Regions from separate parts of the Homo sapiens genome. Here all the other regions are linked to region 3. The links are chromatin loops, found by intact Hi-C in ENCODE. Cell type or tissue: heart left ventricle. All regions are shown on one strand.

What was found. A loop is a pair of places that touch in the nucleus more often than their neighbours do. Peaks named below come from ENCODE experiments on the same cell type or tissue, not always from the same donor. Only the 100,000 strongest peaks of a DNase experiment are listed, where the experiment ranks them.
Region 1: it touches region 3 in a loop (17-fold over the local background); 18 of 110 quality-filtered maps call a loop at or near these places.
Region 2: a loop joins it to region 3, with 9 times the contacts of the local background. A loop is called at or near these places in 92 of 110 quality-filtered maps.

The regions. Positions count from the first base shown.
Region 1 is chr13:20,868,526-20,871,025 of GRCh38, reverse strand. It overlaps XPO4 (exportin 4), which reads left to right. Exons shown (of 23, transcript NM_022459.5): 2 at 2,325-2,430. Among named protein-coding and RNA genes, the nearest start is that of XPO4, 33 kb to the left of the region's middle. In heart left ventricle, a CTCF peak has its summit at 1,264; no DNase peak of the experiment used is centred here.
Region 2 is chr13:20,829,613-20,832,112 of GRCh38, reverse strand. The region is part of intron 6 of XPO4 (exportin 4); the gene reads left to right. Among named protein-coding and RNA genes, the nearest start is that of EEF1AKMT1, 57 kb to the right of the region's middle. In heart left ventricle, no CTCF peak of the experiment used is centred here; no DNase peak of the experiment used is centred here; H3K4me3 peaks cover 2,163 bases; H3K27ac peaks cover 2,310 bases.
Region 3 is chr13:20,711,334-20,713,833 of GRCh38, reverse strand. All of the region lies in intron 1 of IL17D (interleukin 17D), which reads right to left. Among named protein-coding and RNA genes, the nearest start is that of IL17D, 8.9 kb to the right of the region's middle. In heart left ventricle, a CTCF peak has its summit at 1,060 (motif pointing left); a DNase peak (open chromatin) is centred at 1,013; H3K4me3 peaks cover 1,090 bases; H3K27ac peaks cover 1,269 bases.

The DNA of each region.
Region 1 (2,500 bases), 160 kb before region 3:
GGCCAGCCTGGGCAGCATAGTGAGACCCCATCTCTACAAAAAATACAAAAATTAGCTGGGCTTGGCGCATGCCTGTAGTCCCAGCTACTGAGGAGACTGAGGCAGGAGGATTACTTGAGCCCTGGAGGTTGAGGCTGCAGTGAGCTGTGATCATGCTACTGTACTCCAGTCTGGGCAACAGAGTGAGGCTGTCTCCAAAACAGACAAAAAACACAAAAAGCAAACAAAATAATTTGAAAATGGAAAGACAAAAATACTTCTAGAATATAGTTTGCTGTTCAGTTTTTTTTTTTTTTGAGGCAGAGTCTTACTCTGTCACCTAGGCTCTAGTGCAGTGGCGCGATCTTGACTCACTGCAACCTCTGCCTCCTGCGTTCAAGCGATTTTCTTGCCTCAGCCTCCCTAGTAGCTGGGATTACAGGCTCCTGCCACTGAGCCCGACTCATTTTTGTATTTTTAGTAGAGATGGGGTTTCACCATGTTGGCCAGGCAGGTGATCTACCCGCCTTGATCTCCCAAAGTGTTGGGATTACGGGCATGAGCCACCGCACCCAGCCCTCACAGTTTTATTAGTAAATTTTTTTTTTTTTAATTGAGATGGAGTCTGGCTTTGTTGTCCAGGCTGGTGTGCAGCAGCGGGATCTCAGCTCACTGCAACCTCTGCTGCCTGGGTTCAAGTGATTCTCGTGCTTCACCCTCCTAAGTAGCTGGGATTTACAGGTGTGCACCACCATGCCTGGCTAATTTTTTTGTATTTTTAGTAGAGACGGGGGTTTCACCATGTTGGCCAGGCTGGTCTCGAACTCCTGACCCCAGGTGACCTGTACTCTTCGGCCTTCCAAAGTGCTGGAATTACAGGTGTGAGCCACCACACTCAAAATTCTTTTTAAAGAAGTGTTAAAGAATTTAACACAATTCTTTTTTTTTTTTTTTTTTGAGACTCCTTCACCCAGGCTAGAGTGCAGTGGCGCCATATCAGCTCACTGCAACCTCTGCCTCCCGGGTTCAAGCGATTCTCATGCTTCTGCCTCTGAGTAGCTGGGAGGTGTGCACCACCACACCCGGCTAATATTTTCATATTTTTAGTAGAGACTGGGTTTCACCATGTTGCCTGGCTGGTCTCAAATTCCTGATCTCAAATTATCCTCCCGCCTTGGCCTCCCAAAGTGCTAGGATTACAGGCATGAGCGACTGGGACCAGCCAACACAGTTCTTTAATGGAAATATTTTCATTTTTATTTAGAGAACTGTAGAGGGTGCTATATGATTAGGAATAGTAGTCTGAACTGGCTTTAGCTAATTATAAGAATTCTCTGAAGCCAGAGATTCACAGTAGTTAATTTTTCCTGGGTGAATAACTTTTTTTTTTATTATTTTGACTGAAATTAGTGACTAATGTTGCATAATTGATATAATTTATAATGAGTGTTGATCTAATATAATTGATTGTAACATTTTTCATCATCTAGATTATTTAATATAATTGAAATTATGAGTTGCCCTCTTTATTCAATGGTTTGAATAATAAAGGTTTATTTTCCTGCCATCTACCTCCAGCCCCCTTTCCCAAATTAAGTATTTGTAAGTCTTAATAGGTTAAAAGTTAACTAAACCATGTAACAGGAATGTACGTTTTAGGTAGATCTGGCTCAGAAGATTATTATCTTTAGAAGAACGATTGTTAACACCAAAATGGTATTTAAAAACTTGGTCAGACTTTAGAAATTGTTTTTGTTAAGAGAGAAGTCTAGATTTTTTTGAGTGATTAATTTATTATTCAGAAATACATTTCATAAATTCCAAACTTTAACTGTTCCCAAATTTTTCTGGTTTGATAGTGATTTTAGAAAACTTGAGGTGAAATAATATTTGATCCTGTGTCTTAAAGGATTGCTTTTGGAAACTGATTTTTAGTAACTTGGATTCAATATCCCCAGTATTGAAGAATTTTGAAGTTATTTGAACTAGGTCAAGTTAGTCCAAGTGGTATATTTTGGAATAAAAGGTGATAATAAGTCAACTAATTGTTAAATCCCCCAAAAAATGTTAGATAAGTATCTGTTTTTCTAAAATGCAGGTTTTTTAAAAACCTTTAAAGGATTCTGACCCAAACCTTGCCAGGAATTTTTTCCTTTTTTCTGAAACCATGTTTTAAACATTTATTATCAAGTTTTATACTATAATTCCTTAAAAAGTTAAGCAAGAATTTGTTCCTCTTGCCCCCCAAAAGTGAAGGCATTTTCTGTTCTTGTGGGTAAAAATATTGATATTATTTAAGCTTTGTCATTAGATAAGTGTATCTGTTCTTGTCTTTAACTCTCAAGGCACCACCTTCCATGGTCAATAATGAACAACGCCAGCATGCAGAGCACATATTCTTATCATTTAGGAAATCAAAATCACCATTTGCAGTTTGCAAGCATATTTTGGGTAAGTATTCACTTAAAAAATATAAAATATTTTGGCATAATCAGATCTGGGTTTGCTGTCTTAAACATTA
Region 2 (2,500 bases), 120 kb before region 3:
GGCATGTTTATATATGCCTTTGATTTCACAGAAGTTGGTGAGCTTTCCTAAGTGGAGAATTTTAGAGCTAGATAGGATTGTTGTGGGAGAGGGGGCAGGGAATGGAGAGTTGATTCTTCACTCTTCTGTGGTGCAGTTGAATTTACATGTAGCTGGAACTGATTTTCCAAGGGATTATGATGGCAATGAGCTTAGAAGATTGGTTGGGTTTTAGCACTTCAGAATTGGATCCCTTGCCGGAACCCTTGCTAAGAGGGAGTGGACTTGTATTTGGTACAGAGACCAAAAAAAAAAAAAAAAAAAAAAAATCACTGTACTAAATGTCCTGATTCTTTAATTTGGTGAGAACATGGATGGGAAGGTAAAGTAAGATTAGATGTGTATGATAGATTTTTTTTAAGATAAAGGGTTAGCAAAAGACTGAAAGCAGCTCTGTTTGGCTTTCTTATTGATGGAATTGTGTTTTGTTTGGTTACAAATGAATTATTCTGATAAAAATATAAATTGCATGCATTCAGTATTTATTTTAGAAAAATATATAAAGCCATAGCCCAAGAAAATTCTTGAATTACACTCTTATTTGAACTTCGGTGAAGTAATAGCTATTTAGTTCCAATCTTTTGTGACTTGTGTGTCTCATAAAATTTGACTAGCATGTAATAAAAGACAGTTTAGTAAATAATCAGTTCATTGTCAAACTGTTCTTTCGTGGTGACATATTTGTTGTAAAAGATAAAACAATGTAATGTGCAGATATTATAAAATGCTAAAGTGGTGACTATAAACCAAACTTTTGAAAGTTTTAAAAGGAAACTATTGTTTTATTAAAATTATTTTTAAATGAACATCTTGCTTTATTTAACCTTGAAATTATTTTTAAAATATTGCTTTAAGAATAGTAGTGCTAGATTTCTGAATTCTGGTGGTACTGGTTCTGTTTGTTTTTTAAGTTAAGAATTTAAGAATTATCTGGGGTAGAAATGGTATTTTTTTTGATTTCTTATAAGAATTATTAAGAATTATCTGGGGTTGAAATGGTTTTTTTTATTTCTTATACATACAGATAGAAATAGTCATTTGAGAATACCTGATTAAAAATGAATTACCTTAATTCTTTATATTATTTTGAATGTAAAGATATGGTCCAGATTTGTGTATCATTATTCTGCCCACATTGTGATATGCTCTTCACTAGTTTTGTTTTTCAAATTGAAAAGTAATGCATGTACGTGAATAATAACAATATTTTAGGTAATATTAAACATTATACAATGCATAGTAAGCCTTTCTCCCATATAAAAGCCAGCATAGTCTGTTATTCGGGGCAGCAACTTCAGCAGTTTCATGGTACAGTCTGATAACTAAAACATATTTCTTGTCAAAATAACATTGTCTTTAAACATTTGTTCTGTATAAACATTATGATGCTGTTCCATATAAACGTTTATTATACTGTTCTTTTTGTTTCATGTTTTTTATTTAAATGCTTTTGGGAATAATTAATTTTTTTTAGTAGAGTGGGATATGATTTGTAGTTACAGGATTGTAATTGTGTCCTATGAAAAGTATAATATAGTACATGTGCATTTTTATTATGGTATATAATAGTGGTATTATTAGTGGTATAACCAGGCTGGCTGATAGAAGGTAGTGAAGTCTGCAGTGTTGTAGATTAGTTTTTCAGTGGAAGGTAAGTGTAGCCTCTTTGCATGGAGCATTACAAGTGTGCATTCTTGTTAGAAGGCAAACATCATGCCAGAGATAAAAATCCTTTCCAGGTTTGGAATTGGAAAACAAAAGTAACATGGAGTTTTGTAATAATTATGGGGAAAGGTATTTTCTGATAGATATTACATACTAACTCATAAATCTCCCATGCTCGTGGCCACGTGTAAGGAATTATAATCTTAAAACTATTCTGGTTACCAACACTTGAAGGAAATTGGCCATGGAATTGGGCATCAGGGACAGTGTGCTGAAAAACAGACCATGATTAGGAGAGGCTAAACCAAGATTTTAAAAAATCAGATTTCAGGGTTATTTTGAATCTGATGTTACATGAGCCATTGCAATGAATTCCATTTTATATCTGGGAAAAACCCTTTTTAAATAAAACTCATATCCATTTTCCCTTAATGTAAATAATTGATATCCAGAAGTATTAATAGAGTATATGCTTTTTATAATTTATAAAAAGATAGAGGAGAGAATTATATGAGAATTTTGGTTTAGGTTTAATAGTTTCCTTTTGTAAGATTTCTTCCTGTATTTTCTTACTGATACTTTTGTAAGATTTATTGAATCTTTAGCTTATCATCTCCCTCTTACCAAAACACACTGTTGCCCCCCTTGCTGTATTATACCTGGAGGGCATAATTAGAATGTGAGAGACTCTCCTCATTTCCTTGGAATAGAGTTTTTCATATATCCAGAAGTAGCAAAATTTATAAATATGATTCCCTTTGCTTCTGCCACCTGTATTCTTCCTCTGTACTTGAAC
Region 3 (2,500 bases):
TTTGGCCTCTTATTTAGTGAGCAGTGTGCTCATTGCCAGTTTTTCATGTGTCACTTCTGGAAGACAGACACCATGAGGAATTTCACTTCATGGCATGTGGGGAACTTCCTGAATTTGCCCAAATCATTCTGTTGGCATTAGGGCACATGCATTTTATTCAGGTGAGGAGCATTGCAAGAGGCGCTGATGGAATGAAATATTATCATCATCCCTGGTTACTCTAAGAATGCTAAAGTAAAACCCAGGCAGTAAGGGGAAAATAACTATCAAAGCAAAACGAACATACCTATTTTCAGAACGAGAGACTTTAATCCCATAACAATGCTCCTGACAATGCTTTTATTTTTACCCTGTGAAACAGTGATAGGTGCAGTAGAGCCTGCTGTATTTTAAGAAGCTGGGGCAAGGGGGGAGTAGCGGGGTCTGTGCTGTACCTTGGCCAGTTCAAGGTCATTTAAGCATACAAACATTTTAGGGGGAAAATACCAACATTTCTTAAATAAGCTGCTTTAAACAATGAGTTTCTCTTTTTCTCCAAGAATGAATGAGGATGAACAATGTCCCGCCGGCCGTCTCACAGGCTGTGACTGAGACCTTCCCAGCCAGGCAGCAGAGCCCTCTGTCCTTCACTCTTCCTTTCTCTAACGCCCTCGTTTTCTCAACAAAGCGTTGTCATTAGAGGATGGCGGCGAAAGGACACTGCACCTGTGCTCATGTACTATGTGCAGAGACTCCGTGAAGGCGTGGCTTAGTTTGCTTTAAGACATTAGAAAATAACCCACAGTTTGGAAGCAGGGACCCAAGGAAAAACGTTATAAAAAAGAAAGAGGGAGGGAGGGAGGAAGGAAGGAAGGAAAGAAGGGAGGGAGGGAGAGAGGAAGGAAAGAAGGGAGGGAGGAAGGAAGGAAAGAAAAGAAAGGAAAAAAGAAAAAAGAGAAAGAAAGAGAAGAAAGAAAAGCACCTCCCATCCCCAAATTCCACAGACCACGCGGTGGGCCGGCCCGGGCAGCCAGTGCGCTGGGCGAGGACGCTGGCGCCGTGCTGCCCCCTGTCGGCCAGAGACGCCGCTGCAGACACCTTCGCCAGCCGGTGCTCAAGACAGTGGGGACGCGCGTACCACAGGGGTCTCAGCCTGCAGGGTGGGGTTTTTTTTTTTTTTTAGCGTCGGCACACACATTTGAAAGTGCATAAAAGAGAGACATGCATTTGTTAAAGGGGTAGAGGATAAATGGGAGTTTGTTTTTGAGACGTAGTTTTGCTCTGTCACCCAGGCTGGAGTGCAACGGCGCGATCTCGGCTCACCGCAACCTCCGCCTTCCGGGTTCAAGCGATTCTCTTGGCCTTAGCCTCCTGAGTAGCTGGGATTACAGGTGTGCGCCACCACACCCGGCTAATTTTGTATTTTTAGTAGAGATGGGGGTTTCACCATGTTGGTCAGGCTGGTCTTGAACTCCTGACCTCATATGATCCACCCGCCTTGGCCTCCCAAAGTGCTGGGATTACAGGCATGAGCCACTGCACCCGGCCTGGTGTCTTAACAAGAAGGATAGCTGTAGTGAGGATAACTTTCTCTAACATTATACTCCTAATCTTTCTCTAATGTTATAACCCCTTAGATAAATTTTTTAAAAAAGATTTGATGGAGAGAAAGTGATGCGAACAGTACCTTGTGACTGCAGGAGGAGTGTCAGGGTCTGTGGTTCCTGGCTGTATTCCAGGGGGCCTGCCCACCAGCCCCTAGACAATATTTGATGAATGAATGTGACCCTGGGTTTCAATATCGGTCAAGTGGAATAATTAATGGACAGCCCACATGGGAAACAGGTCGCAGTGAATGGGCCATTGCTGAACTGCCCACAGGTAACTGGAAGCTGAACTTGGGCACATTTAGTAAGTAGGGGATATCCTTAGGTACACTGAGAGCCGCCAGTCTTCACAGCTGTATAGCATTTTATCTGACTAGCTGCCTATAGGCGGTCATTCAGGTGACTTCCAGTCTGTATCCCACATCTGTATCCCAAGGTGGCGCTTTTCAAATGAAATCCCTGAAGGGAATTTATTTTCTTGTGATTTCCCCTCTTCCCCAATGTCATCTGCTGAAATTCTGGTACTTGGGTTCTCCACAGGAAAATACCGGCTTCCTTCAGCCGGGGTACCTGAACCGTACCTGCACTGGGCTGCTGGGGAGGGTCTCATGGCCTCTTCGAATGCCGTTGGTGACCTAGGGTGTCTATTTGAAAGTTACTTGACCTCCTGTCCCCTGTTCTCCCTACTCTCCTTTACTCTCTGCTATGGTCTGTGTCCCTCCAACAGCTCATGTGTTAAAAACTCAGTTGCCATGGTAACAGTGTGGGAGGCGGGGCCTTGAAGAGGTGACTGGGTCAGGAGGGCTCTGCCATCCTTGGAGGGGTTCCTGGTAAAAGGATGAGTTCCGCCCTTCCCTCTCTGTCACTTGCTTCCACCTTCCAGCGTGGGACGACTCTCACCAGATGCCAGCACC